Regions from separate parts of the Homo sapiens genome. Here regions 1 and 2 are each linked to region 3. Evidence: chromatin loops called from intact Hi-C (ENCODE). Cell type or tissue: GM12878. All regions are shown on one strand. Links, peaks and the distances in the headings refer to the core of each region. The heading gives the core; the rest is flanking DNA. Region 1 overlaps ORAI2 (ORAI calcium release-activated calcium modulator 2). Region 2 overlaps CUX1 (cut like homeobox 1). Region 3 overlaps CUX1 (cut like homeobox 1).

What was found. A loop is a pair of places that touch in the nucleus more often than their neighbours do. Peaks named below come from ENCODE experiments on the same cell type or tissue, not always from the same donor. Only the 100,000 strongest peaks of a DNase experiment are listed, where the experiment ranks them.
Region 1: a loop joins it to region 3, with 6 times the contacts of the local background. A loop is called at or near these places in 2 of 110 quality-filtered maps.
Region 2: it touches region 3 in a loop (4-fold over the local background); 4 of 110 quality-filtered maps call a loop at or near these places.

What each region holds. Positions count from the first base shown.
Region 1 is chr7:102,436,159-102,446,238 of GRCh38, forward strand. It overlaps ORAI2 (ORAI calcium release-activated calcium modulator 2), which reads left to right. Exons shown (of 4, transcript NM_001126340.3): 2 at 67-175; 3 at 2,786-3,023. The coding sequence starts at 2,799. Among named protein-coding and RNA genes, the nearest start is that of ORAI2, 7.6 kb to the left of the region's middle. RefSeq lists an enhancer at 8,885-8,964. In GM12878, for the core only: no CTCF peak of the experiment used is centred there; DNase peaks (open chromatin) are centred at 5,623 and 9,073; H3K4me3 peaks cover 1,751 bases; H3K27ac peaks cover 4,880 bases.
Region 2 is chr7:101,929,792-101,939,871 of GRCh38, forward strand. All of the region lies in intron 2 of CUX1 (cut like homeobox 1), which reads left to right. Among named protein-coding and RNA genes, the nearest start is that of CUX1, 120 kb to the left of the region's middle. RefSeq lists enhancers at 5,046-5,617, 5,618-6,189, 6,135-6,274, 6,190-6,761, 6,762-7,333. In GM12878, for the core only: no CTCF peak of the experiment used is centred there; a DNase peak (open chromatin) is centred at 4,150; H3K4me3 peaks cover 1,218 bases; H3K27ac peaks cover 288 bases.
Region 3 is chr7:101,853,112-101,863,191 of GRCh38, forward strand. All of the region lies in intron 1 of CUX1 (cut like homeobox 1), which reads left to right. Among named protein-coding and RNA genes, the nearest start is that of CUX1, 41 kb to the left of the region's middle. RefSeq lists enhancers at 3,811-3,940, 7,748-8,461. In GM12878, for the core only: a CTCF peak has its summit at 3,962; DNase peaks (open chromatin) are centred at 3,810 and 4,440; H3K4me3 peaks cover 2,126 bases; H3K27ac peaks cover 3,165 bases.

The DNA.
Region 1 (10,080 bases), core at 1,272-9,271, 580 kb after region 3:
TTACAGCATTTTCTATTATGTGGAGCTAACCTACGGATTGCAGCGTTTCTCTGAATTCTCCCCAAGGGAAGGAACGTCCCAGGGATGGAAGTGCTTGGATGCGGTGCTGCTGGCTGCGGATGTGCGCAAGGAGATGGGATGGAGAGCCTGAGTTGGCATTCGTATAAATGACCTGGTAATTGGCATCCCCTGGCAGAAATAGCACAGAACTGTTCCCAGAGGTCTTGTTGGCCAGGGAAGGCTGTGGCTTTGTAGCCTTGTTGAGAACAAAGGGAAAGGCGACACTGTTTTCCACCTCCAGCACCTTCCTGCGTAATTTCCAAATTGGGGCATTTTCAATTATGGGGGGCTCGACTCTGGCATGGATGGACTAAGTTTGGGGCATTTCCTCAGCTGCTGACCCTGTTAAGCACTCCCCACTCCACCCGTCCACCCCAGCCACGCTCCCTGGGACCTAGAAACACGGATCTGTGTGTAACAGCCTGACATAGACTTTCCGTGGGGCCTATGTGGGCCTGGACATAGAAGTTACTCTTTTCGTTTCTTTTTTTTCTTTTCTTTTCTTTTTTTGAGACGGAATCCTGCTCTGTCACCCAGGCTGGAGTGCAGTGGCGCAATCTTGGCTCACTGCAACCTCCGCCTTCTGGGTTCAAGCGATTCTCTTGCCTCAGCCTCCCGAGTAGCCGGGATTACAGGAGCCCGCCACCACACCTGGCTAATTTTTGTATTTTTAGTGGAGACAGGGTTTCACCATGTTGGCCAGGCTGGAAAAGTCACTCTTTTTGATGTCAAGTAAACCACAAGATGCCTGTGCCCTTGAAGCACGCCCTGCAGATTAATTAGAACTGGATCCTGGCGTGTGGCCGAGCAGCCCAGCTCCTTGGGACACACGCGACCGCCAATCCCCTACTTAGTGGAGATTTGGGTTTAAATTCACAAATCTTGACAGATCTGTCCTTCTGATGTTTAATCCGTGTTAGTCAAACCAGATGTTTACCAGGTGTGAGTCCAGGCATCTCCGCCTTCTGTTTCTCCTTAAAATGTGGTCATGTGAGTTGGTGGATTTCATTTTTCATCTTGCTAAAAGTTTGCCTTGTAGCTTGGATGTGGCTTTAGTTATGTAAGTCCAATATTTTTCTTAGGGTGAACTGTACTGATCAAAATTTAAGTTGAAGGCCAGGTGCGGTGGCTCACACCTGTAATCCCATCACTTTGGGAGGCTGAGACGGGCAGATCACCTGAGCTCTGGAGTTCAAGACCAGGCTGGCCAACATGGCGAAACCCTGTCTCTACTAAAAATATAAAAATTAGCCAGGCATGGTGGCACATGCCTGTAATCCCAGCTACTCGGGAGGCTGAGGCAGGAGAACGGCTTCAACCCAGGAGGCGGAGGTTGCAGTGAGCCGAAATTGCGCCACTTCACTCTAGCCTGGGTGACAGAGCGAGACTCTGTCTCAAAAAATAAATAAATTTAGAAAATAATAAAATGTAAGTTGGATCTGTGAAACTAGCAGCTACTTGGAAATGTTTATTCCATGGCTGGCACCTGGATGTTGGAAGAAGTCTTTCGTCTTCAGATGCATTATCTTATTCAAAAGCCCTAGAGGTGAGGCCGGGTGCAGTGGCCCACACGTGTAATCCCAGCACTTTGGGAGGTGTAAGAGGGAGGATCACTTGAGGCTAGGAGTTCAAGACCAGCCTGGGCAATATAGTGAGATTCCCGTCTCTAGGAAAAATTAAAACATTAGCAGGCATGGTCCTGTGCTTATGGTCCTAGCTCCTCAGAAGGCTGAGGCAGAAGCTTCCCTTGAACCTAAGAGTTCGAGGCTGCAGTGAGCTGTGATCGTACCACTGCACTCCAGCCTGGGCAACAGAATGAGACTCTGTCTCTATTTTTAAAAAAAGTAGGCTGGACGCGGTGGGTCACACCTGTAATCCCAGCACTTTGGGAGGCTGAGGCAGGTGGATCACCTGAGGTCAGGAGTTTGAGACCAGCCTGGCCAACATGGTGAAACTCCATCTCTACTAGGAATACAAAAATTAGCCAGCTATGGTGGCGGGCGTCTGTAGTCCCAGGTACTTGGGAGGCTGAGGCAGGAGAATCGCTTGAAGCCGGGAGTCAGAGATTGCACCACTGCACTCCAGCCTGGGCAACTCGGCGAGACTGTCTCAAAAAAATATATCAAATCAAATAAAATAAAAATAAATAAAAAGTCCTACAGGTGGAAATATCCCCATTCTCACGATGAAAGAGCCAGGTCAGAAAGGTCAGCTGTCATGCTCAGAATCACACAGTAGAGTCAAATCCAGGTTTCATAACTTTAGGTCCTGGAAGGCTGGGCGCAGTGGCGCATACCTATAATCCCAGCAGTTTGGGAGGCTGAGGCAGGCAGATCACTTGAGGTCAGGAGTTCGAGACCAGCCTGGCCAACATGATGAAACCCCGTCTCTACTAAAAATACAAAAATTAGCCAGGCGTGGTGGCGGACACATAATCCCAGCTACTCAGGAGACTGAAGCAGGAGAATTGCTTGAACCTAGGAGCTGGAGTTTCCAATGAGGTGAGATTGCCCCACTGCACTCCAGCCTGGACGACAGAGTGAGACACTGTCTCAAAAACAAACAAACAAAGAAACATAACTTTAGGTCCTGGGCACTTTCTAAACCCCTGGGCTCTGGCGTGGGCTGTATATGGCAGCCTCTGTAGGTTGAATGGGCTTGGAGTCTAGCTCTTCCAGGCCGCAGTAACCTAGGATGTCTGAGCATGTCTCTCTCCCACCCTTAGCCTGGCTCCCACCATGAGTGCTGAGCTTAACGTGCCTATCGACCCCTCTGCTCCTGCCTGCCCTGAGCCCGGCCATAAGGGCATGGATTACCGGGACTGGGTCCGCCGCAGCTACCTGGAACTGGTCACCTCTAACCACCACTCGGTACAGGCCCTGTCGTGGCGGAAGCTCTACCTGAGCAGGGCCAAGCTGAAGGCCTCCAGCAGGACCTCCGCCCTCCTCTCCGGCTTTGCCATGGTGAGTGTGGGCGCCAAGTGAGGAGCACACTGGTCAGATGGGCTTTGCTAACTGAGGTCCCGGGATGCCTCAGGGACCAGAGCCTTCCCTCCAGTCTCTGGCAGCCAGGATGGACCAGTAGGAAGCATCCACCCACGTCCCAGCTGCTCTAAGAGGACGACTCTATCAGTGCGAGTGGGGGCGCTGGGAGTTGCCAGGGGCTCCCAGCTCTAGAATCTTCAGAAAGCCCACTTTGTCCTGTTCACATCAAGTATTTGCTTAGCAAGGAGGGAGGTTGGTGCGGGGTAATTATAGTAGCTCAGGTTCTGTGACTCACACCTGTAATCCCAGCACTTTGGGAGGCCAAGGTGGGAGGATAGCTTGAGGCCAGGAGTTTGAGACCAGCCTGGGCAACACAGGGAGACCCCTGTCTTTACAAAAATAAAATAAATAATTAGCCGGACGTGGTGGCGTGCACCTATAGCCCCAGCTACTTGGGAGGCTGAGGCAGGAGGATCACTTGAGTCCAGGAGGTGGAGGCCTCAATGAGTTATGTCCACACGACTGCACTCCAGCCTGGACGTCAGAGTGAGACCCCATCTCTAAAAAGAAAAAATAAAATTTATTTATTTATTTTGGCCAGGCGTGTTGGCTCACACCTGTAATCCTAACACTTTGGGAGGCCGAGGTGAGTGGATCACTTGAGATCAGGAGTTCGAGACCAGCCTGGCCAACATGGTGAAACACCGTCTCTACTAAAAGTACAAAAAAATTAGCTGGGTATGGTAGCAGGCGCCTGTAATCCCAGCTACTTGGGAGGCTGAGACACAAGAATCGCTTGAACCTGGGAGGCCGGAGGTTGCAGTGAGCCAAGGTCACGCCACTATACTCCAGCTGGTCAAGAGTGAGACTTTGTCTCGAAATAAATAGATTAATTAATTAAAAAGATAAAATCAAATCAAATCGCTGCATGGTACAGGGTTTCCTGAGAAAAGGCGCCCATGTCTGCCCCGTCTCAGGCACCACCCAAAAGTTTGGAACTCTCAGGGATCTCTGAGCAGGGCCTCAGAGATTGATTGGGGTTGGATCAGTTTAGCCCAGTTAGCGATGCAGACGTTCCTGGAATCTGGCCTCCAGGGTGACAAAGGAGAGCTTTTGGCCTGGCTCCCAGCGGCCGCCTTCCTTCTGAGTCATCCCCTAGGACAAGAGTCAGTTTCCGACAAAGCTGCGGCTCTGACAAGGGGCCCATCTCCTGTTGACTCCAAAGCCGCTGACCCACACCCCTGGAGGGAATTGTCCCAGAGGTTAAGGACTCACAGTGAGGACACAACAGTATGCTCACAGGTCCTATTGGGTGGAAGTGATTTATTTGTTTTTTGTTTTGTTTTTAGAGACAGGGTCCCACTCTGTTGCCCAGGCTGGAGAGGGCGGTGGTGTGATCATGGCTCACTGCAGCCTCTACCTCCTGAGCTCAAGCCATCCTCCTGCCTCAGTCTCCTGAGTAGCTGGAATTATAGGCACGTGCCACCATGCCTGGCTAATTTTTTTTTTCTTTTTTCAGAGACAAGTTCTCTGCTCTGTTGCCTAGGCTGGAGTGCGGGGGTGCAATCATGGCTCACTGCAGTCTTGAACTCTCAAGTGATTTTCCCACCTCGGCCTCCCAAAGTGCTAGCATTGCACCTTGTCCAGCCTGTTTCCTTATGTGAAAACAATTATTGTTTTTCTTTTTGTTTGTTTTTGTTTTTGTTTTGAGATGGAGTCTTGCTCTGTCACCCAGGCTGGAGTGCAGTGGTGTGATTTCAGCTCACTGCAGCCTCTGCCTCCTGGATTCAAGCGATTCTCCTGCCTCAGCCTTTCGAGTAGCTGGGACTACAGGCACACATCACCACGCCCAGCTAATTTTGATATTCTTAGTAGAGATGGGGTTTCACCATGTTGGCCAGGCTGGGCTCGAACTCCTGACCTCAGGTGATCCGCCACCCTCGGCCTCCCAAAGTGCTGGGATTACAGGCAGGAGCCACCGTGCCCAGCCTCTATTGTTTTTCTGTAGGCCGGAGCCTCAATTGTTAGATTGATGGTGCAATTTAAAAGAAAAAGCTGGCTGGGTGTGGTGGCTCACGCCTGTAATCCCAGCACTTTGGGAGGCTGAGGTGGGCAGATCACCTGGTCAGGAGTTCGAGACCAGCCTGGCCAACATGGTGACACCCCGTCTCTACTAAAAATACAAAAATTAGCTGGACGTGGCGGCAGATGCCTGTAATCCCAGCTACTCCAGAGGCTGAGACGGAGAATTGCTTGAACCCGGGAGGCGGAGGTTGCACTGAGCCGAGATTGCATCACTGCACTCCAGCCTGGGCCATAGAGCGAGACTGCATCTCAAAAAAAAAAAAAAGAAAAAAAAAAAACCAGAGGTGGCTCTTGCTATGTTGCCCAGGCTGGTTTTTTTTTTCTTTAATTATTGTTATTTTTTTCTTCACCTTATACCAAGGGAGAAATATTGTTGTTTCATTTTGTTTTTTTCCCCCAAGTATTTTTGACCTGCGGTTGGTTGAATCTGCAGATGTGGAACTCATAGATACAGAGCACCAGCTGCAGTGGGAAGCAAGTGAACCATCTGGCGTGGAGCTGAGCCTTGGGGGAGCCGCAGTGCACCTGCTTGATTAGATTAGCATAGCGCCATCCGGTCAGATCGTTCTTCACACTGCAGGGCAGCCTGGGAAAAATAAGTGACAAATACAAATCATCAGAAACTGTAGCTGAGTCGGGGCAGGGCCCTGGGAACAGGCAAAGGTACAGATTGCTGGGTAGAGTTCGCCCTTTATAGTGTGTCTTCCCTCATTAGAATTGCAAAGCTGTTCCTTTGTCTAGCAACACGTGCTTATGCCTAACCTGAAGCTTAGTTCTTGATGCGTATTCTTCCCCCAACACAGAGAACCAGTGATCCAAGGCCCCACCTCATAAAACCTCTGCATAGGCCAGGCGGGGTGGCTCACGCCTGTAATCCCAGCACTTTGGGAGGCTGAGGTGGGCGGATCACTTGAGGTCAGGAGTTCCAGATCAGCCTGGCCAACATGGGGAAACCCTGTCCCTACTAAAAATATGAAAAGGAGGGCCGGGCGCCATGGTTCATGCCTATAATCCCAGCACTTTGGGAGGCCACGGTGAGCAGATCACTTGAGGTCAGGAGTTGGAGACCAGCCTGGCCGATCTGGTGAAACACTGTCTCTACTAAAAATACAAGAATTAGGCTGGGCGCAGTGGCTCACACCTGTAATCTGAGCACTTTGGGAGGCCGAGGCGGGCAGATCACGAGGTCAGGAAATGGAGACCATCCTGGCTAACACAGTGAAACCCCATCTCTACTAAAAATACAAAGATCAGCCATGCGTGGTGGCACACGCCTGTAGTCCCAGCTACTCGGGAGGCTGAGGCACGAGAATCACTTGAACCCGGGAGGCAAAGGTTGCAGTGAGCCAAGATCGCTCTACTGCACTCCAGCCTCGGTGGCAGAGCAGGACTCCGTCTCAAAAAACAAAAAAACAAAAATTAGCCAGGCGTGGTGGCTGGCACCTGTAACCCCAGCTTCTCGGGAGGCTGAAGTGGGAGGATCACTTGAATCCGGAAAGGGGAAGTTGGAGTGAGCCGAGAACATGCCACTGCACTCCACCCTGGGCAACAGAGAGGGAGACTCCGTCTCAAAAAAAAAAAAAAACATTAGCCGTGGTGGCGCATGCCTGTAGTCCCAGCTATTGGGGAGACTGAGGAAGGAGAATCACTTGAACCCGGGAAGCAGAGGTTGCAGTGAGCCGAGACAGCGCCACTGCACTCCAGCCTGGGCAACAGAGCAAGACTCTGTCTCAATAAAAAAAAAAAAATTAATTTAAATTTAAAAAATGCTGCATAAACACAGTGAAAAATTGCCTTCTCTTTTCTTCTTCTTCTTCTTCTTCTTCTTCTTCTTCTTCTTCTTCTTTTTTTTTTTTTTAATAGAGATGGGGTCTCGTTTTGTTGCCTGGGCTGGTCTTGAACTCCTGGGCTTAAGTGATCTCCCGCCTCAGCTTCCCAAAGTGCTGAGATCACAGGTGTGAGCCACCTCACTCAGCCCCTTTTCTCCTTTTTTTTTTTTTTTTTTGAGACGGAATCTTGCGCTGTCTGTCGCCCAGGCTGGAGTGCAGTGGCGCGATCTCGGCTCACTGCAAACTCCACCTTCCGGGTTCACGCCATTCTCCTGCCTCAGCCTCCCAAGTAGCTGGGACTACAGGCGCCCGCTTTTCTCCTTTTAAGGTGGAACAAAACCACTTTTTGCAAGCCCTGCCCCTACCTCATAATCATCTTTATTTCCTGTCTTGGAGGCCTCTGTGGTTTGTAATATTTGTCACTTGGGCCATTTCCTTTGAGGTGACCATAGCCAACCCAGGGCCACACTGAGAAAAACCACCCCTCAGCCCATGTTCCGTGGCTACTGGTTTTTGGATACGTTTCACAAGGGCCCCAACTGTATTACTGCTGAGTTGTTTTTCGGCTCTGGTCCACTAGGACTGCCATGTCTTCTTTTTTCTTTTTTGAGATGTAGTCTCGCTCTGTCTCCCAGGCTGGAGCACAATGGCACGATCTTGGCTCACTGCAACCTTTGCGTCCCGGGTTCAAGAGATTCTCCTGCCTCAGCCTCCCGAGTAGTTGGGATTACAGGCACCCACCACCACGCCCAGCTAATTTTTGTATTTTTAGTAGAGATGGGGTTTTACCATGTTGGTCAGGCTGGTCTCGAACTCCTGACCTCAGGTGATCCGCCCACCTCGGCCTCCCAAAGTGCTGGGATTACAGGCACCCGGCCATATCTTCTTTTATCTAGGAAGTGTTCCCTCACCACTGAAAGCGAGGTGAAGAAATGAGCTGCTAAGAGGTGGCAGTTGCTGAAGGACATTATGAAATCTTCATATATATTATTTTATTTTATCTTTTACTTTATTTTTTCCCCAGACAGGATATCGCTCCATTGCCCAGGCTGGGGTGCAGTGGTACATTCATAGCTCACTGCAGCCTCTAACTCCGGGGCCCAGCCTTGTGAGTTATTTTTTTATTTTATTTTATTTTATTTATTTATTTTTTTGTGGCAGGGTCTCACTCTGTCTCCCAGGCTGGAGTGCAGTGGCATGATCTCAGCTCACTGAAACCCCTGCCCGCCAGATTCAAGCGATTCTCCTGCCTCAGCCTCCCAAGTAGCTGGGATTACAGGCACGAGCCACCATGCCCGGTTCATTTTTGTATTTTTCACAGAGAAAGAGTTTTGCCATATTGGCCAGGCTGGTCTCCAACTCCTGACCTCAAGTGATCCGCCCCCCCCCGCCCCCCACCCTCCAGCCTCTTAAAGTGCTGGGATTACAGGCATGAGCCACCGCACCTGGCCTGAGTTTTGTTGTTTTTTTTTCTTTAAACAGGGATGGCTTAGGTCTAGGAGGGAAACAGTGGAAACAGTGGGTAGAAGAACCTTCCCCAGGCTTCTTCTTTTTTTTTTTTTTTTTTGAGACAAAGTCCTGCTCTGTCACTTAGGCTGGAGTGCAGTGGCATGATCTCCATTCACTGCAACCTCTGCTTCCTAGGTTCAAGTGATTCTCCTGCCTCCGCTTCCTGAGTAGCTGGGATTACAGATGCCCACCACCACGTCCAGCTAATTTTTTGTATTTTTAGTAAAGACGGGGTTTCACCATGCGGGCCAGGCTGGTCTTGAACTCCTGACCTCAAGTGATCCACCCACCTCGGCCTCCCAAAGTGCTGGGATTATAGGTGTGAGCCACCGCGCCTGGCTGACCTCACATTTCAAGACACCAAGCAGAGCCTGCCGTTCCTTGGTTTGTTCGTTTTAGACTCTACCTGCTGTAGCCTCCGACTACGGTTGATGATTTTGCTTCCTTAGCAGACCCAGCCATGCCTCCTTTCCACAGCTTCCCTCCTCACCCTCGGCCTCACTTCCGTCACCTTTCCCGAGCTTTAGAGATGCCGGCTCTCACTGGGCTTTTGGCCTCTGCTGAGGAGGCACCATGTGGTCTGTCTGAGGCCATCCAGGTGTGCAGCTCTGAGTCTGGGGACTCTCCGCACTTTCAGTTGTTCTGTTTTAAAAGGTCAGTTTCCGTTTTTTGTTTTTTTTTTTTGTCAAGATGGGCTGTCACTATGTTGCCTAGGCTGGTCTCAAACTCCTGGGCTCAAGCGATCCTCCTGCCTCTGCCTCCCAAAGTGCTGGGATTACAGGCATGAATCATCGTGCCTGGTCAGTTTTTACCTTTTGAAAGGTCAGTTTCCTTTTTTTGTAGAGACGAGGTCTCACTCTGTCACCCGGGCTGAAGTGTAGTGGTGTGATCATAGCTCACTGCAGCCTGTTATCTCCCGGGTTCAAGCGATCCTCCCACCTCAGTCTCCTCAGTAGCTGGGACTACAGGCATGTGCCACCATGCCCGGCTAATTTTGTATTTTTTATAGAGACAGGGTCTCCTTCTGTCCCCCAGGCTGGAGTGCAGTGGTGCAATCGGGGCTCCCAGCAGCCTGGAATTCCTGGCCTCAAGTGATCTTCCTGCCTCAACCTCCCAAACCACTGGGATTACAGGCATGAACCATTGTACCCAGCCAGTTTTTCACTTCTTTCTTTTGTTTCCTTCCTTCCTTCCTCCCTCCCTCCCTTTTCTCTTTCTTTTCTTTCTTTTCCTTCTTTCTTTTTCTTTTCTTTCTCTCTCTTTCTTTCTCTCTTTCTCTTTCTCTCTCTTTCTTTCTTTCCTTTCTTTTCTTTCTTTAACTTTCGTGGCTTGTTTTCTTTTGAGACAGAGTCTCACTGTGTCACCCAGGCTGGAGTGCAGTGGTGAAATCTTGCCTCACTGCAACCTCCACCTCCCAGGTTCAAGTGATTCTCCTGCCTCAGCCTCCCGAGTAGCTGGGATTACAGGTGCCTGCCACCACGCCCGGCTGCTTTTTGTATTTTTAGTAGAGACAGGGTTTCACCATGTTGGCCAGGCTGGTCTCCAGCTCCTGGCCTCAAGTGATCCACCAGCCTTGGCCTCTCAAAGTGCTGGGATTATAGGCGTGAGCGACC
Region 2 (10,080 bases), core at 1,077-9,076, 77 kb after region 3:
AGGCCATATAATCCCCTGAACACCCTGCCTCCTTAGGGTTCCAGAAGCCAATTTTTTTTCTTTTTTTGAGACAGATTTTTGTTCTTGTCACCCAGGCTGGAGTACAGTGGCCTGATCTCGGCTCACTGCAACTTCTACCTCCCGGGTTCAAGCGATTCTCCTACCTCAGCCTCCCAAGTAGCTGGGATTACAGGCACCAACCACCATGCCCGGCTAATTTTTGTGTTTTTAGTACAGATGGGGTTTCACCATGTTGGCTAGGCTGGTCTTGATCTCTTCACCTCAGGTGACTCACCTGCCTTGGCCTCCCAAAGTGCTGGGATTACAGGCATGCGTCACCACGCCTGGCCCAGAAGCCAAATTTTTAGTCACTTAACCATTAGCAATTCCTCTTCTATTAGATTTTTTTTAAAATTGCTTTTGAGTATTTCTTTGAAGTGGCATACTCATTTAAAGGATTCTATATGTCAGGGGGAATGTTTTCTAGGAGGGTACTTAGGAAGGAACATATCGTTATAGCCTAAAATTTGCCATTGGCCTGTGAAAGCCTTCTTAACTTACGGAATTGATTATAAGCCAAAGCGTGGGAAAATCTCCCCTTCCACTTTGAGATTATGTCAGTCAAGAAAATGACAATTGGATACCAAGCCATGCTAACTCTGATACTTGCTGTCTTCGTTTTCTTCTTTCTTTGGCTAGGGGGATGGAGCGCGTGTGGTGTGGGTGGGACTAGTCACTGAGCATGTTATTGACTAACATTGGCTTTTCATTTTAACTTGCAAATGTGAGTGGCATAAAAGTGAGTTTACGAGGAGCATGACTGGCCTGTTATGCAGAGTCTTGTAATTTTGTTTGTGGCCCTTTATTTTAAGAAGATGTTGTGTTATATAGTTGGTGTCCTTAAAGGAGTATATAATTGGATCTGGAAGCTTAGATTGTGATTCTGACTTGGCCACTTAATGAATGCAAGATCTGAGCAAGCCATGACCTCTCTGTTGTTCAGTCTAAGAAAGGAGGTGTTGGTGCTGAGCATGGTGGCTCATGCCTGTAATCCCAGCACTTTGGGAGGCTGAGGCGGACGGGTCACTTGAGGCTGGGAGTTCGAGACCAGCCTGGCCAACATGGCGAAACCCCGTCTCTACTAAAAATACAAAAATTAGCCGGGTGTGGTGGAGTGCACCTGTAATCTCAGCTATTCAGGAGGCTGAGACGGAGAATCACTTGAACCTGGGAGGCGGAGATTGCAGTGAGCCGAGATCACGCCACTGCACTCCAGCCTGGATTTCAGAGCGAGACTCCGAGGTTCTGTGTGGCTGAGAGCCACACATTTTGCAACAAGAGACTCGTCCCTTTTCCATAGGTGTCCTTATTCCTATTGATCTTACCTGTGGGCCCAAGACTTAGGCACATCCCTTTCTTCTTAAAAGGCATCACCTCCTCTGCCTCTTGGAGTTTTCCTACCCAGAATTCATTCATGTGTGCAGCAAATATTCCTGGCAGTCCCATTGTGTGTGGAATGGGGTAAACCAGGAAGACTGTTGTGAGGGCTCAGTAACTTCAGGGACACAGCCGTCGTAGCTTATAATGGCAGCTGATATTTAGTGAGCACTTACTGCATATCCAGTACTATTCTAAACACTGGAAAGGCATTTAACTAACTTAACACTCACAGGATCCCTACGAAACAGGTACAGTGTTTATTTCTGTTTCAAAGAGAGGGAAACTGAGGCCCAGAGAGGAGGAGTAACTTGCCTAGGCCCACAGGTGGCAAAGCTGCCTGAAGGTTTTTTTTGAGACAGAGTCTCACTCTGTCGCCCAGGCTGGAGTGCAATGGCACAATCTCAGCTCACTGCAACCTCTGCCTTCCGGGCTCAAGCGATCCTCACTTCAGCCTCCCAAGTAGCTGGGGCTACAGGCATGCACCATGGTGTCTGACTGATTTTTGTATTTGTTGTAGGGAGGGGTTCTCACTATGTTACGCACGCTGGTCTCAAACTCCTGGGCTCAGTCCCTCCCAAAGTGCTGGGATTATAGGTGTGAGCTACCGTACCCCTCAGGAATTCTTATTTTTTAGATGGAAATTTTAAATTGGCTTTTATTGGAATCTCATTAAATTTGTAGATTTGGAGAGGCTTTAGAAGGCATTTTCAAGTTTTGATTGATTGTTTTAGATTTCATTCATAGGTGAATTTCATTCTCTATATTTTACTTGAGGGATCCACGGAAACTACCTACATGGACTTCACTTACTCTGGTTCATTGTGTGGGATACAAAATCGTCAAAATTGAAGGATTGATCATTGTGTCTGGAGCCAGGCATAAAAATAAACCTCACTCTGTTATCATAGGTGGCTGTGATTAAGATCGAGGGAAATGTCGGCCCTGGGCCTCCTAACATTGACAGTTTCCTTCAGAAGATTAAGTGCGGCTTCATTTTTGGCCCGGGCCATCAGTAGCTTAAAGCCATTACTGTCTATTGGCTGTTTGGTTTGTCTGAAATATGGGGCCGGCGTCAGCCTATTTCCCTGGGGTCAGGTGTGTTCACATAATCAAAGTGCCAGGAACCCATATCGCATGCAAGCGTGTGTGTTCAAATTAGCCTTCTCCAGGGAGGAATTCACAGCACCAGGAATACGCGCAGAGATGTTCTTTTGCACTTTTGCATTTTAAAACGTGCATCGCTTACGAGCGCAGCATTTTCAAGCCTTTTCTTGAGATCAGCTCGTTCAGTTACATGTGCTTTTGAAGATGACCATTTGTGAAACCATCAGCCACTGGCAAAGTGAAGAAAAATGAAGATTTCGGCCTGGTTGATGTGTGCTCGGGGAAAGGTGATAGCTTCTGTTTCCTTGAATTAAAAGCTGCAGACAAGTATATTTTCATTTATTTTGTTTATAAATCAACAACCCACGAAAGGTATTTCATACGTATTTAAATGATTGCTTTGCCGCCATCAAGAAAAAATACTGTTTCACTTAACAGTGAATTGAGACAAGGAAAAGTGATGTGTGAATAGAAATAAAGAAATTAAAGTAAAAAACAGGATCAGGGTAGGTTCTAGGGCTAATAATTTAAGAACAGAACATGTGGTTTAACTCTTTTTGCCACTCTAAGGAGAGGTGATATTTGTATTTTTCTTTTTACTGAAACCAGATCGTGAGACACGCTTTTCATTCATACTTGAAACTTGATAAAATGTTTGGCTTTATATTAATTTTCTCAATTATAAGTGTGGGAAATGAATTCGTTGATAACCCTTTTCAAGTAAATGAACTGATTAGAACCAGAAGAGCCGAGAGTCATTTTTATTTTAAAATTCTTTTTGCATGAACACATGTAGTGTTGAGGAATATGTGGAAAATTGAAATATTGCTTCTCTCCTACCGTGTCTCCAGTGCCTCGATAAATCACCTTTTTTTTTTCCTTTTAAAATGTCTGGCCTTATAATTTATGTTTGCATAACCCATTACTAAATTCATAGTAGGTGTTTTAGTTGGCAGGCATTATTCCAGGGATTTGGAGGAGTTTAAAAAAAATACAGAGCCTTTGTTAGTATTTATACTAAGTGGACATTTTCCTTTTTTAACAACAACAACAAAAAAGAATTAGATTTTTAAAAAAGAATTCAGAGCTAGCTATTTACCTTTTTCCTAGACAAACACTATTAAGTCCATATTCTCACATTATTCATTGTCTTAATGGAGATTAAGATTTCTTAATGGACTTTATTATAGCTTTTCTTTCTTTTTTTCAAAATTAGAACTGGCCGAAGAAAATGCTTCTACTATTAAGATCAGATGAATTTCTACAGAATTTTCAGTAGGTGTCATGTTGTATAGGAAATAAACATTTCTGTTTTAGTAGGTTTTCGATTTCTTACCTCCCGTTGACCGTTTTGATCATAAAGTGAAGATGAATACATTCATTCATTTACTGCAGTCTTTGGTACTTGAACAGAAATAGCAGTGTTCTTGGTTTGTTCGCATACTTGTGGCTTACCTTTGAGACTTTCTAATTTTTAACCAGACATTTAAAAATAGCCATTCTGTCTTTTAGCCCTAATTTAGAAAAACTTGTAGCGCTTTCCTTTGAAATGATGAAAAAAAAAGTTCTTTCTGTTTTCTATCATCAAAGTTTAAAAAGCGATGTTTGGATATTTTAAAAGCCGGAAAGACCATGTATGGCGTGCTGAGGAAGTTTGCTTTGTTTGATCATTTTCTCTTCCCCTCACCCCCATCAGCTGGCTAATAATGTTTTCCATGTTAAATGTGTATCACAGCCTGTTGAAATCCCTGTGGTTAATCAGAAGAGAAGTTGTTTCTATCCTATGGAACCTTAATACAGTTGTCAGGAGGTTTGTGAACAGAAATTCAGAATTCATCACACTGTAACGATGATCTAAAGGTCAAGTTGTACAGTATAAATTTGAAAATCTCTCTCTGACTTCCTTTCTACCTAAATTAGAGCCTAAAAGTCATGAGAATTTTGTCTTCTTTTTGTTTATTTTAGAGATAGCATAGTCGATGTTTTAAAAAGTTGCCACCTTTTCACTATAATGCGCTCCCATTATCAGAGATGTTTATTCTGGTTGTATCTCTCTGACAACCTTCAATACTTAACAGAATAATTTAGTTTGGATTCAAAGAAGTGCCTCTTCTATTTCTGTGTTTGTTTCTAGAAACTTTGAGGTGGAGGAATTATTGTTCCTTCTTCTTGGCAATGTTCAGGGTTTCACGAATCTGACTTTTAAAAGCCCAGCTCTCAGCCCCGAGCCTCTCATGAGTTAAAGAAAGGGTTTTGCAGCTTTTGGTAGACGAGAAACACATTTTATGGCTCTTCATGAAGTTGCCCGCTCCGTCCACGTCCTGTCCTCTTCCTCCTTCCCAGTTTCTGGGCTCCCTGGCTCTTGTCATGAGGCTTTCAGTTTTGTGTCCCAGAAAGCGCTTCCCCCGGGGACAGTGCCATGCCAAGGCTGGGAGAAGGGAAAAAGGAGGTGTTTATCGCCTTGAAGATGCCTTCCAGCCTTTATTATTAACTCCCTTCCAAAGTAAACTTTCGGGTTTTTTTCAAGTCTGTTCTGGCCAAAGTACAGTTGGGTTTGCCGTGTTCTCTAGGAGTAGAGGTGAAAACAGCATTGCCCGGGGTGAGGAGCAGGAGGAGGAAGGGTCCACGTATAGGAGTGGATGGAGGGGATCTGTGAGACAGCTGCTGGGACAGATCCGACTTGGAGACTGTCAGGCCTCTGAGCCCAAGCTAAGCCATCATATCCCCTGTGACCTGCACGTACACATCCAGATGGCCGGTTCCTGCCTTTACTGATGACATTCCACCACAAAAGAAGTGAAAATGGCCTGTTCCTGCCTTAACTGATGACATTATCTTGTGAAATTCCTTCTCCTGGCTCATCCTGGCTCAAAAGCTCCCCTACTGAGCACCTTGTGACCCCCACTCTGCCCGCCAGAGAACAAACCCCTTTTGACTGTAATTTTCCTTTACCTACCCAAATCCTATAAAACGGCCCCACCCCTTTCTCCCTTCGCTGACTCTCTTTTCAGACTCAGCCCACCTGCACCCAGGTGAAATAAACAGCTTTATTGCTCACACAAAGCCTGTTTGGTGGTCTTTTCACACGGACGTGAGTGAAAGAGACTGCCATTCATGAATGGACAAGGCCTGGCTCCGTCCACGCTTTCCCAGCTCTGTGTCCTGCCATCGGACATGCTGGCACATCTGCTGTGGGTGCCCTGCACTTCTCCGGGCACTCCTGGCCCAGCTGGGGAGGTTGGCATGGTATCCACCATTTTGTTCTAAAGTAGTAAATGAAACTCTTGGGAGGGCAGCACCCAGCAGATGTTTGGAGCTAGAGACAGGGCTCTGGGGATGTGTAGGAACCCGGACCTGGTGTGGCAATGGTGTGGGGCTGTCACGAGGCGTGAGGAGGCTGGGGTGGTGTTGGGGACAGCACACGATGCTGGGGCTCAGGCCAAGTGAAGCTTGGACTTCACTCTGTCTGAGGCTTTGCCAAGTGTCAGAGGGTGCACACTTGGGAGTCACATGGCCAGGCTCACATTTCCAGCCGAAGTTACACTCTACAGCCTGGCAGCAGATGGACGTTTGGGGACAGAGGTGGAGCCGGAACAGCTGAGACACTGTTTTAGAGGACTCTGCGAGAAACACGCTCTTAAAACAAGGAAGCGGTGGTTATGTCTTATTCAACAACGATCTGTTGTGGACCAGCTGTGTGCCAGGCAGTTGCAGGCCCTGAGGCTGCAGCAGTGAGCAGAAGGCCAAGGTCCCTGCCCTCGCGGTGCTTACATTCTAGTGGAGACAGATGTTAAACTACAGGGCAGGAAAACACTGTCAAGGAGATGCAGGTGGAGGATTCTGACTGTGGAACTGGGGCATAGAGACAGTGGGTTTTGAAAGCACTTGGCTGAGAAGGATGGGAGGAGGGAGGAGGGAGGAGGGCGGGTACATCTGTAGATGGACCAGGTTAAGGTATGGACTTCCCCATCCTGACAAGGGGGAGCCCCAAGCTTGTTTTCAGGTGTGACGGGGGTGGGGAGAAAGAGAGCATTCCAAGAGAGGCACGAACGTCATTTCCAGAGCGAGATGAAGGTCACAGAGTTTGGGAGGAGATGGGATCCGGCACTCGGGCTGGCGAGCAGACAGGAGGGAACTCAGGGAGATGGGAACCCCGGGGAGGAAGTTAGGGCAGGATCCCCTGGGAGTTTTCCCGGATACATAGGAGAAAAGGTTATCCTTCAAGGGTGAGCGGGGGCTAAGTGCAGGGGACAGAAGAGAGGAAAGCCCGGCGACCATCATGCCCGGCTGCCGTGGGTGGTCTGGATTGGAGGCGGCAGCCGGGCTGTGTTTGTGCGGAGGGTGGCAGGGGGCCAGCGGAGGAAACTGCCCAGGCGCCAGCCCTGCCATCCCCACCGGCCTCCTCGCTTTGGGGTTTTGCTTTCTGCCCTGGCCACGTGGGACCGGCTAGGTGGAGATCATGCAATCAGGGTTCCCAGCTCTCAGAACCATAATGGTTAAGCAAGCAGCTTCGTTTCCAGGCACGCAGGAGCTCCCCCGTGTCAGCGTTTTCCTAACATGGCTAATCATAAAAACCTCCTGGGTGTGTGTGTATGCTTGTTAAAAATACTGTCCCTGGGCCCCACCCTAGACTTAGTGAGACACAGTCACCGGGGAAGGGCCTGGGGACTTGCATTTAGAACCAGCTCCTGGAATGCTTACTCTGAGGCCAGTTTGGGCCCCCTCCCATGGCCTCCCTCTGTGTCCCTTCCTCCAGATGCTGATTGAGGATGTGTCCCCTGCCGGGACTGTGTTTGCATGTCTCTGTCTCTGTCACAAAGTAGATGCCTGGGGAGTGTGTGCTGCGTGGCCCCCTGAAGACCCTGTACCGGGATGTCAGCACCCCAGCCCCCAGCTCCTCCCCCTGTGAAAGACATTAGCTCCTGGAGGGGCTCAGGTGGTGGAAATGAATCTTAGCATCAATGTTTAGACCTAAAAGCCATCTCCAGGTCATCATAGCACATGACAGAGATAGAGGCAGAACCTGGTGGCCATAGGATTATTTCTGAGCAAAGATCGCCCAAGCTTTGGCATAGGCCAGGGTTATTCACATGTCCGAGTCCCTGGAAGTGGGGTGTGAGGAGGTTGTGGGGGGCCTTCAGAATGAGGGAAAAGGGATAAATCAAAATCAAGTCTTTTTTTTTTTTTTTAATTGAGACAGAGTCTCGCTCTGTCTCCCAGGCTGCAGTGCAGTAGCACGATCTTGGCCCATTGCAACCCCTGCCTCCCAGGTTCAAGCAATTCTCCTGCCTTAGCCTCCCGAGTAGCTGGGACTACAGGTACGTGCCACCATGCCCAGCTAATTTTTTTGTATTTTTAGTAGAGACGGGGTTTCATCATGTTGGCCAGGGTGGTCTCGAACTCCTGAGCTCAAGTGATCCACCCGCCTTGGCCTCCCAAAGTGCTGGGATTACAGGCGAGAGCCACCGCGCCCAGCCTAATGATATAAATATTAGTAGATTTCTGCTTACTCACTTCACCACCAGCATTTTCTAGCAAATGTGAGTTCAGCAGACACCAAAGATTTTTATAAATCAAAGTAGACAGTCTTTAACGTTGAGAAGATTCTGTTAACTCATCTGTTCTACCCACACTCTTGCCCTTCCCTCCTCACAGAAAAGCCAGGAGAAGGGTGAATAATTGAATTACAGATGACAGTAAATATTTGGATCTAGCTGCTTATGAGGCCTTAATGATATCAGTCAGTACAAAAGGTTGATATCCATGTTTTTTGGTGTGTGTATTTTTTTTTTTTTTTGAGACAGTCTCACTCTGTCACTCAGGCTGGAATGCAGTGACGTGATCACAGCTCACTGCAGCCTCAACCTCCCAGGTTCAAGCGATCCTTCCATCTCAGTCTGCTGGGTAGCTGGGACCACAGGCGTGTGCCACCACACCCAGCTAATTTTTTGCAGAGACAGGGTCTCGCTATGTTGCCCAGGTTGGTCTCTCAAACTCTGGGGCTCAAATGATCTTCCTGTGTCAGCCTCCCAAAGTGCTGTAGTTACAGGCATGAGCCACTGTGCCTGGCCGATATCCACCATGTTTGGAGCCTGTTTTTGGTTACATTTCATCCTCATCTACTGGCCTGGAGATATTGGTGTCAATCAGTTCTTCACTGGGGGAAGAGATTTTTTTAAAAAGTCAGATTTACACTCAGTAAGATTCACCCTTTTCAGGTGTCCACTTTGATGAATTTTGACAACCACATATAGTCATGTGCCACCACCACTATTAAGATAGAGGACAGGCTGGGTGCAGTGGCTCACACCTGTAATCCCAGCACTTTGGGAGGCCGAGGTTGGCAGATCACCCGAGGTCAGGAATTCGAGACCAGCCTGGCCAACATGGCAAAACCCTGTCTCTACTCAAAACACAAAAATTAGCCGAGCGTGATGGCTCATGCCGGTAATCCCAGCACTTTGGGAGGCTGAGGCGGGCAGATCACTTGAGGTCAGGAGTTTGAGACCAACCTGGCCAACATGGTGATACTTCGCCTCTACTAAAAACACAAAAATTAGCTGGGCATGGTGGTGTATGTCTGTAATCCCAGCTACTTGGGAGGCTGAGGCAGGAGAATCGCTTGAACCTGGGAGATGGAGGTTGCAGTGAGCCAAGATCGTGCCACTGCAGTCCAGCCTGGGCAACAAGACCAAAACTCTGTCTCAAAAAAAAAAAAAATACATATATATATATATATATATATATATATATATATATATATATATATATATATATATGATGGTTCCACTGTCCCCCCTATTCTCCCAGGCCTCTATGTAGTCAGTCCCTTCCCCCACCCTCAGCCCATGGTAACCACTTATCTGTTTTTTGCTGGCATCATTTTGTATTTTCTGGAGTGTTACATAGAGGGATCATACCATATGCAGTCTTCGAGTCTGGCTTCTTTCACTTAGCGCAGTGGATTTGCAGTTCAACAGTGTGGCCGCTGTCAGTGCCAAGTAGTATTCCATTGTATGGATGTACCACAGCATGGAGGGATTTTTAAGGCTGGTCAGGCAGTGCTTATGTCACAGGTCCAACATCCAGTCCCCTGGGCCATTTAAAGCCAAGCACAGCCCCACACCTAACCCTCGTCTGAACGATCTTGTACAGCCACTCTGCAGTTTCACATCCTGAATGTGAGCAGTCTTTTTTTAAAGAAGGAGGTTTTGGGCCAGGTGCAGTGGTTCATGCCTGTAATCCCAGTACTTTGGGAGGCTGAGGCGGGTGGATCGCTTGAGCCCAGGAGTTTGAGACTGGCCTGGGCAACATAGTGAAACCCCACCTCTATAAAAAAAATACGAAAATTATTGGTGGTGGTTGCCTGTGGTCCCAGCTGCTTGGGAGGCTGAGGCAGGAGGATCACTTGAGCCTGGGAGTTTGAGACCAGCTGGGGCAACATAGTGAGACCCCTGTCTATAAAAAATACAAAAATTGGGGCTGAGCGCGGTAGCTCACACTTTGGGAGGCCAAGGTGGGTGGATCAGGAGGTCA
Region 3 (10,080 bases), core at 913-8,912:
CAGAGCTTTGCCAGTCAATTGCATCCACCTGTATATTCCTCCCACCTCCTATTCCCTGCCCCCTCTCTGGGACAGGTGACCCATCCTAAGTAGTGTATTTATTATGCTCTTGCCTAAAATAATGTATTTTCTGCACCCATGAATAGATGCTTAAGTAGTATATGATTACTCTTCCCTGAGTTTGAGCTCTATAAAAATGGTATTATTCTGCAATAGACTTGCAGGATTTGCCTTTTGAACTTGAGTTACTGCAACATTATCTGTGAGGTTGTCTGTTATAACTGTGGTCCATTTATTTTCTCTGATGCTTAAACCCAGTTGTGCGGCTAGACCCAAATTTCTTTAGCCTTTGTCCTGTCGCTTTGTCTGTTTTCCTCGTTTCCCTCTTTGTTTTGGTCCCAGTTAGAGGTTTCCTCAAATGCCTAGTGACGTGTTGTTGTTTGTTCATATATCAGAGCATGGCAATAGAAAGGGTGTGTGTGTGTGTGTGTGTGTGTGTGTGTGTGTGTGTCGGGGTAAAGAGCAGTTTTGGTGGCCCCCACCGTAAGTAATTAACCCAGGTGTCTAGTTGCGGGGAGCCCCCAGGCATGGGTATCAGTGGCTCATTCTCTTGGACTGGTCAGTTTCTCTAGCAAGGAGCCCTCAGTGTTCCTGCTGGGTGGTGCAGTTGGGAACTGTTAGTCTGACCACCTGTCTTCTAGGCACCAGGCTGGGGCATGTGCTGGGATATTCACTCAGCCCCCTGCCCATGGTCATGAGAAACCCCAGTCTTCTGCCCACAGTGCAGGAGGGACCTGACCGCAGTGGCATTTTGCACACCTGCCCGGCCTCCAAGTCCTGCAGCTCGAATGAGCTTGCTTGCTGCAGGCGGCCTGCTCCATCTTGAGGCTTGTCTGGAAAGGCGGCTTCGGCTTTCCAGTGCTTTCCAGCGCTTTCCAGCTTCTGAGATTTTGGGGGCTTTTCATTTGTTCTTGCTTTCCTGTCCTCTTTGTCAGGTGAGTTTATACCTTTCTGTTCCAAAGCAAACAGGATCGTCTGCCATGTTGAACTGGATGTCGGACAATTCTGAAATGTGTGCATGGGGCAAGGCTGTGTGTGATGATACCAGTTTCATAGGAAACACTTCGGTTTTGGTTTTGTCTTTCAAAGTCATCTTTTGTGAGCGCCTTCTAGCCGGGCTGCCAGCGGGTAACATATGATTAACACAAGTTTGGAGTCTGTCTGCAGAGCAACTTTATGAAATGCTCAGAAAGCCAGTCTCCTAAGCATAGGAGCCTGTTTGGTGGTGATGGGATGAGGAAGCAGTGGGGGCTTTGGCACCAGAGGCCTGGGCTCAAATCCTGCCTCCATCATTTAGGGGTTGGGCATCTCCATTCCCTTATCTCTGGGTGGCGAGAACTTCCTAAGTTCTTAGTGTTTGGAAGGGACCCCCTCCATAAAGTGAGGTGCCTCTTGGCCACTGCTCAGCCAGTGGGGGCTGTTCCTAACAGTTGCCTCCTCCGATTGCTGGAGTAAGAAATGACACCCTGTCTCCCATTTCTGTGGCACCCCATTCTCAACAGTGATGGTTCTGCCTGTTTTTAGTCACACACACCTGCACACTTCAAAGGACTAAAAATGGACTCAGTTTTCTTTCTTTTTTTTTCTTTTTGAGATGAAGTCTCACTCTATCACCCAGGCTGGAGTGCAGTGGCATCATCTTGGCTCACTGCAACCTCCGCCTCCTGGGTTCAAGCGATTCTTGTGCCTCAGCCTCCCAAGTAGCTGGGACTACAGGCATGTGCCACCACACCCAGCTAATTTTGTATTTTTAGTAGAGGTGGGGTTTCACCAGGCTGGTCTCAAACTCCTGACCTCAAGTGATCCTCCCACCTCAGCCTCCCGAAGTGCTGGGATGACAGGTGTGAGCCACCTCGCCCGGCCTGGACTCAATTTGGATTGCAATGCCCCACAATGGTGACCTCCCTCTTCTCTGTTAATGCATCCTCTTCCCTCTTGCTTAAAAATTTCCCCAGTGCCGTGGCATCTTACCTCCTGCTGAAGTGTGTGCTGATGCTTTGCTGGGGGCTGGACCCCGTCCCTTGGAGCCTGGCCCAGGCCCTGCCTCCCAGTGAAACCCTGGCCGCCTTTCCAACCTCAGAGGCTCTATCTCCTCCCAAACCCTGTAGCCCTTCCAGTTGCTGGTCACTGACTTCCATTAATTGGCCCGGTGGCCTTGCCTGCCAGGGGGACCATGAGGTGAGGGGCCGTGTCCTCCGAGTGGTCTCTTTCTCCAGGGTGCTGGGGACCCAAGAAATGCCTGGTCGTTTCTCATAGGTTGATAAGGAAAATGAGGCCTAGGTAGGGACAGGCAGGATTTCACCTGAATTTACAAGATGATGCAATGGAAGAGTCTTCAGTATATTTTCACGTATTTTAGAATTGAGTTACAACATTCATTTTGGTACTTTCTCTGTGTTCTCCCCATGTGTTAAAAAGCAGCTTAAGGCCGGGCGCGGTGGCTCATGCCTGTAATCCCAGCACTTTGGGAGGTCAAGGCGGGTGGATCACGAGGTCAGGAATTCCAGACCAGCCTGGCCAACATGGTGAAACCCCGTCTCTACTAAAAATACAAAAATTAGCTGGGCGCAGTGGCAGACGCCTGTAATCCCAGCTACTCGGGAGGCTGAGGCAGGGGAATCGCTTGAACCCGAGAGGCGGAGGTTGCAGTGAGCCAAGATTGTGCCATTGCACTCCAGCCTGGGCGGTAGAAGGAGTTTCCAGCTCAAAAAAAAAAAAAAAAATGCAGCTTAAGTGCTGGTTTAGCGCCTGTAATCCCAGCACGTTGGGAGGCTGAGGCGGGAGGATCACTTGAGCCCAGGAGTTTGTGACTAGCCTGGGCAACATAGCAAGAACCCGTCTGTACAAAAAATAAGAAAAATTGGCCAGGTGTGGTGGCGTGCATCTGTAGTCTCAGCTCCTTGGGGGCTGAGGCTGAAGGATCGCTTGAGTCCAGCAGGAGGTCAAGGCTGCAGTGAGCTATGATCAAGCCATTGCACTCCAGTCTGGGTGACAGAGTGAGACCCTGTCTCAAAAAAAAAAAAAAAAAAAAAAAAGGAAACAAGAAAGAAAAAAGCAGCTAAATTCTGCTGGAAGTGTGCAGTAAAGCACAAGTTTTCAGCCATCAACGCAGGGAGCCGTTAATCACGACCCATAATAACCAGAATGTTATTCCACGGTTGCGGTTTGTTTATTTCATCAGAGTTGCGTCTTCACCTATTTCCCTCCCTACTCTTAATTGTTTATCCAAGTTAGTGTTTTCCATTCTTTCACTGAAGGCTCTAAAAATGGTCCCATCAAGAAGTCTGGTAGATAATGGAAGACGAAGTGGACTTTACAGAAAGATGAATTTTCTTCCCTAGAGCTGGAAAACCCTTCAGCGTGTCATGCGTTCCCCAGCCAGGACAGACAAAGCCACGCAATCTGTTTCCTGCAGGCCCAGAGGGGAAGGCTTCCTCCTTGTGGTTAGTGACTTCAAAAGCTGTCCTCACTAGAGCAAGTCCAACTCTTCCTCTAGTTCTGATGACTTCACGGCAGCCAACTGAGCTGCTGAACGCTGTTTTTTTCTACGCAGAAACCCTCCCGACTTTCACGAGGAGTTGACAGGTTTTCCTCTTCACTCGGGCTCCCTTGTCATCGTTAAACTGAAACTGCTTTCTTGTAGCCAAATTCTGTGGTCCCTTTTCGGCCTCGGCCTCCTTGACCTCTCTGTGTCCCCACCTTGGCTCTCCCACGCCTGCCAGCCGTACCACAGGCCCCGGGTGTGAACCCTCCCTCCGCGGTCATGCAGCCACGCCTCTGCTCAAGCTGTGCCTCCTCCTGGGCGCACCCTCCCTCTCCCATCCTTCAGCCTCTGAAGTCCTGCCCAGCTCCGGTTCCTGTTTCTGTTAGGACGAGGCCCTTCAGATCCTCTCCAGCAGGTGGACTCTGTCCTGCCCCGTACCACCCGCCGCGGGCCACTTTTGGGCCTGCGCCATGTTCCTGCCCTTACCCCGCCCGGTGTTAGCGTCACGTGGGTCCTGATGTCCTCCCTCTCCCAGGCCTCTGCTTATCTGATTGGGGGCTGTGCTTGACTCTGAAACCCGGGCACCTCCTACAGGGCATTTTGCCTGTCACAGGCCTAGCATTCAATACCTATCATATTTTTGAAATATCTGCAGAAATAAAAAGAAATAACTATTTTCTTCTTCAGGAGTTAAGATGCGTGGCCACCAAGTACTTTTCAATACATAAAATATGTTTTCAGCACAGAAAGGCCTTTCACCGCTCTTACTTACATAGTCTGCTTTTGGTATGATGGGGACGGATGAAAAATGAGGACTGTAGGCCTCCGAAGTCAGCTGTTTTGAATTAAAGCAGCGCACGCTTTGAGTCAGGTGAAGCGAGGATGGGGTTTCACCCGTTGAGGATGAATTTGCTGGGTTACTTTAAACTGGAACTGTTCTTTTCAGAAATGAGTGAAGCAGGAAGGGAAAGACGGAGCTTGTCTGGCTGGGTCGGATGACCCCCTTTGCCAGGCCGTCACCCCTCTAGGTTGAGTTAGCTCAGAATAACTTAGCTGTGCTATAGCTTTGCATAATTGCAAGGAGCTTTGTTTCGTTTTATTTTGCAGGGAATTTTTTTCCCCCCTTAGCTCTTCCTCCTGGTGTATTTGTAGAAATCAGCTTCATCATGGTCATTTAACAGTAAGGGCTGGGGGTGGTGGCTCACGCCTGTAATCCCAGCACTTTGGGAGGCCGAAGTGGGAGGATCACTTGAGGTCAGGAGTTCAAGACCAGCCTGGCCAACATGGTGAAACCCCGTCTCTACTAAAAATACAAAAATTAGCCGAATGTGGTGGCACGCACCTGTACTCCCAGCTCCTCGGGAGGCTGAGGCAGGAGAATCACTTGAACCCAGGAGGCGGAGGTTACAGTGAGCCAAGATGGTGCCACTGCACTCCAACCTGGGCAACAGAGCGAGACTCTGTCTCAAAAAAAGAGAAAACAGAACATACTATTTTTGTTGTTTCTGAGGAGTAGGGTTTCTTACCAGGGAACCTGCTTTAAAAAAATGCAGTATGTAGATTCCTTAAGAATAAAGTTAAGCAGCAGCTAACCAAGCACATGGCTAAAAACCCGGCCAAGAGCATTGTAGTATCTGGTTTTGGGGTTGGTGGTGGGGATCCCATTTTAGAGGCCGACTTTGGTTTGTGATGGTTAGGTTTTACTTTCTTAGGTCTCAGCTCACATGTCCCCTTCTCAGAGGAGCCATCCTCACCCATCCCTTCTTGGTCCCTCCCGCCTTCCCTGACTTTTTCTTCTTCAATGACTTATCTGCACATGATCCCCTACTTATAAAACCTGTGTCTTCCACTCCTCTCACCCGAAAGAATGTTTGAATTCTGAAAACAATGACTTTGTTCTTAGCACCCACAACAGCAAATGCTCAGTGAGCCCTATGTTGAGTGAGTTAGTTGTGAGCTGTGGTGGTTTAGTGAGGGTATACTTTGGCCCTTAGAATGCGAATGCCTTTTTTTTTTTTTTTTTTTTTTGAGATGGCGTCTTGCTCTGTGGCCCAGGCTGGAGTGCAGTGGCACGATCTTAGCTCACTGCAACCTCCGCCTCCCAGGTTCGAGAGATTCTCCTGCTTCAGCCTCCTGAGTAGCTGGGATTACACACACTCGCTACCATGCTCGGCTAATTTTTATATTTTTAGTAGAGACTAGGTTTCGCCATGTTGGCCAGGCTGGACTCAAACTCCTGACCTCAGGTGATCCGCTTCCCTCGGTCTCCCAGGGAATGGCTGTTTAATCACAAGAAAGTCTTCCCTTCATGCGTTGTGAAAACCAGCAGTATTTTAATTGAAGAAATCCGGTATTGTTTGGCTTTCTAGATTTGGAAGTAGGTCAGGTGGCTAATGATTGAAAATGGACCGGCAACCAGAGGGCCTTTGGAAACTCTAGCTCGACTTCAGGCTATAGTTTTGTTTATGCCCTTGTCACTAAAGGCACTGCCCATGAGAGCTGGGTTTGCAGTCCCTGCTGAGCCTGGGGTTGAGAGCAGAGCCCTAGAGTAACTCAGCAAAGGCATCCCTCCCTGCACCTGAGCTGGGGGAGAGGCGGCTTATGATTAACTCAGCGATGTCTCAAATGCCATTTCTAGAGGCTGAACACATTAACTTTTAAAAAATGATTTAAAAATTACCAATTGACCGTATCCGGGGCTGAACCTGCGTGATTCAGCTTCTTTTAAAAATATCTTTTCTCAACAAATTGCTTCCTTAACATTTTAATTTGTTGATCATCAAGGAAGCTTGCCAAATATTAGCTGTTCTTTTCCATTTCCTACCGCCTCAAGCTTCCCGTATTTGGCCTATTTCAGTGGAGCTGTAAGGTCACTCCCTATTTTTCTTCCCAAATAACTGTATTTATTACTGTCAGGTATTGGCGGGTTTGATCCAGCTGTCATCAGAACGTTTGGAAATACCGTTTTTTGCCAGAATGCTGATTTAATGATCTCATACTGACATGGCTTGTTCTCTCTGCAGACTTGATAACTTGTTGAATATGTTCCCTCTTCTTATTGAGCAATGGTGCTTTTTGAAAATTTTTCCCAGCCAGAAGGCTTCATGGGTAGTATCTTTAAGATCCTAGCAGAAGGTTGCTTTTCTCTCTCTCTCTCTCTCAGTCCTTTCTTTTTCTCTTTTCTTTGCTTCTTTCCTTCTTTCCTTTTTCTTTCTTTTCTTTCTTCTCTTTCTTTCTCTTTTCTTGGCTTATTTCCTTCTTTCCTTTGTCTTTCTTTGCTCCTTCCTTCCTTCCTTTTCTTCCTTCCCCTTTCTTTTTCCTTCCCTCCCTCCCTCCCTACCTTCCTCCCTTCCTTCCTTCCTCTCTCTTTCTGTCTCTCTGTCTCTGCCTGCTTTTTCCTCTCTCTCTCTGTCTCTCCCCCCTTCTCCCCTCTCCTATCCTCTTCTTCCTTTTTTCTTTTTTTGGAAGGCCCAGATTAGTAGCAGAGACTCTCCTTGAAGGGGATAGATGCATTGTCGCTGTTTGGTATTTTGAACAGATTCTTAAGAAAATGTTTTCCTGGTGGAAGATTTCAGACACACATGAGGTGAGAATAATGAACCCTGTGTGCTGCCCCCAGCATGATCAGTTCCAAACTATTGGCCTGTCTAGTTTCATCTCCGCCCCTGCCTACTCCTGGAATTTTGAAAAGGACATCATATTATTTTCTCCATAAATATTTCAGTATGTATCTCTAAAAGATAATGTCACTTCGAAAAAAATACCTAATACCACGATCACACCTAAAACATAAATGAACAATATGAAGGATGAGTTTCTGCTGTGTGGCATGGCAGAATGATGCTCTGTGGGGTCCCAGGGGAGAGGTGAGCTAAGTTCAGTGTGTCACCTGCTGTCACCTGCCATCACCTGTCCCAGGGCCTGGGGCTAGCCACTGCTCTTTTGTGAGCCTCAGTTTCTTCATCTATAAAACTAGAGGATTGTACTAGTCTGTCTGTCTTTCCTTCCTTTCCTCCCTTTCCTGTCCTGTCCTGTCCTTTCCTTTCCTTTATCCTCTCTCTCTTTTATCTCCCCTTCCTCCCTTCCTTCCTTCCTTCCTTCCTTCCTTCCTTCCTTCCTTCCTTCCTTCCCTCCTTCCCCTCTCTTCTTCTCTCTTTCCTTTTTTTAAAGAGACAGAGTCTTGTTGTGTCACCCAGGCTGGAGTGCAGTGGTGCAGCCATAGCTCACTGCAGCCTTGACCTGGTAGTCTCAAGTGATCCTCCCACCTCAGCCTGTGAGGTTCCGGGAACACAGGTGGGCAACACCATGCCTGGCTAATTTTTAAATTTTTTGTAGAGACAGGCTAGTCTTGAACTGGCCTCAAGCGATCCTCTTGCCTCAGGCCCCCAAAGTGCCGGGTTTATAGGCTGAGCCACTGCACCCGGCCTGCACTAGTTTTTTTTGTCTCTAGAAATCTGCATCTCTGAATGTGTTAGGTCCTGACCTGCTTTAGAACGGATCTCAGCCACCCTGCTCCTTCGAACCCACATTTCTGCCCCGTGTCTGCTGGTCGCAGGAATTGGCACATTTTCCTTTAGCTGCGCCCACCAGTCCTTGCACGCATACTCCTGGTCACTTTTTTAATGTCTGGCAGATGGTTTCAAGTGCAATGGCGTCTCTGCGTAATAGTTGATTCTCTAAAGAACAGAGTCTACTAAGTGGAAGCTGCGTTTCCACATTTAGCAGTTAGCTGTTAAGAGCCAGTAACAGGTGCAAATTTGCAACCCGTTTTTTCCCCAATCTTTTGGAATGGAAATGGTTCAGTCATTTGAATTTAACAAACTGCCTGCCCGGCATGCACTGCAGATGCTGGGCTGCAAAGCTGGTTTTGGTGCTGGTTGGCCCCCTGGGTGCCCCTGTCTACTGAGGGTGGGACAGGCGGAGGACTGGGGGCTCAGTGCTGCAGAGGCACATGTAGGGTGGGGTGGGGTGGGGTGGAGAAGAAGTCCTGACCAGTCCTGATTTGGTGGTGCTGGTGCTTATGGGCTAGTGAGATTTCTGCATGCCCAGGCTGGCTGGTAGCCATGTGTCAGTCACTCATAATCCCAGTACCAGAGTTATCATCACCCCTAACTTTTTTTTTTTTTTGAGACGGAGCCTCACTCTGTGGCCCAGGCTGGAGTGCGGTGGCACGATCTCGGCTTACTGCAACCTCCACCTCCCGGAGTCTCCCTCTGTGGCCCAGGCTGGAGTGCAGTGGCACAATCTCGGCTCACTACAACCTCCACCTCCCGGGTTCAAGCGATTCTCCTGCCTCAGCCTCCCACGTAGCTGGGATTACAGGCGCCTGCCACCATGCCCGGCAAATTTTTATATTTTTAATAGAGATGGGGTTTCACCATGTTGGCCAGGCTGGTCTCAAACTCCTGACCTCATATGATTCGCCCACCTTGGCCTCCCAAAGTGTTGGGGTTACAGGCATGAGCCACTGTGCCCGGCCACCCCTAATGTTTTGATTTATTTCCTTTGAATTTTTTTTTCTCTGAATAAATGGATTGATGATATCTATTGACATAGTCAGAAACTCAAGAAACATCTATGGAGCATCTAGCCATGGAGCAGACACTCCTGTTGGTCTCGGGGGTGTGTGGCGGGAAGGTCAGAGTCCTTCTAGTCCTCCAAGAGCTTCCAGTCTGGTGGGTCCCTAGAATATAATACATTGTGTGTTGTCGTAGGCGGGACTTGCACGCTGTGCAGTTGGCTTTACGGTTGACACCAGGCCACCAGTGGCCTCCTCCGCCTGCCCTTCCAGCCTGCGGTTGTCCTTCAGCTGCTGCCTGTGAAATGTGATCCTTTCCATAAGTCCCCAGCACAGAGACTGGGAAGGCAGTTTCTAAGAAGGCCCTTCTGTTGGGCTGGCTCAGAACCTGCCCCCTTTCCTCTGACTTGCCTATAAAAAGGTGGGTTTTTCCTCCTGCCTATAAAAAGGTGGGATTTCACACTGACATAATTTACATCGAGGGACATATTAAACCTGGTGTAATTTGCAAGTGTGCCCTGAACACGTTTCATCATCAGGCTCGTTGTGGAGACCACGGTGTCCCTTTCCTTCCCATCGTAAGTCCCCGGTGTGTGTGTGTGTGTGGAAAGTTTAGAGCTCCCAAAGTTTAGAGCTCAGAGAGGATAAAGACCCGTATTACTAAACTTATCAGGAAAATGTGGCTTCAGATTATTTTTTTTCACAGCAATAATTGCATTTCATGTATTTTTTTTTTTTACTTATTACAGAAAATTTCAAATATATACCCAAACAGAAGAAGATCATGAATGCTTTTGTGTCCATGACTCAGCTTCAATAATAATTATTTACTTGTCGCTGGCCTTGTCTTATCTGTAACTTTCTCATCGCTCACCCGACTTAAATTTTGAAACAAATCCCAGACATCATATCTTTTGCCATCCACAGATACATCAGTGTGTATCTCTAAAAGAGAAGGACTTTGCAAAAAGTACAACCACAATACCATTAGCACACCCTCGAAAAATGACAAAGATTC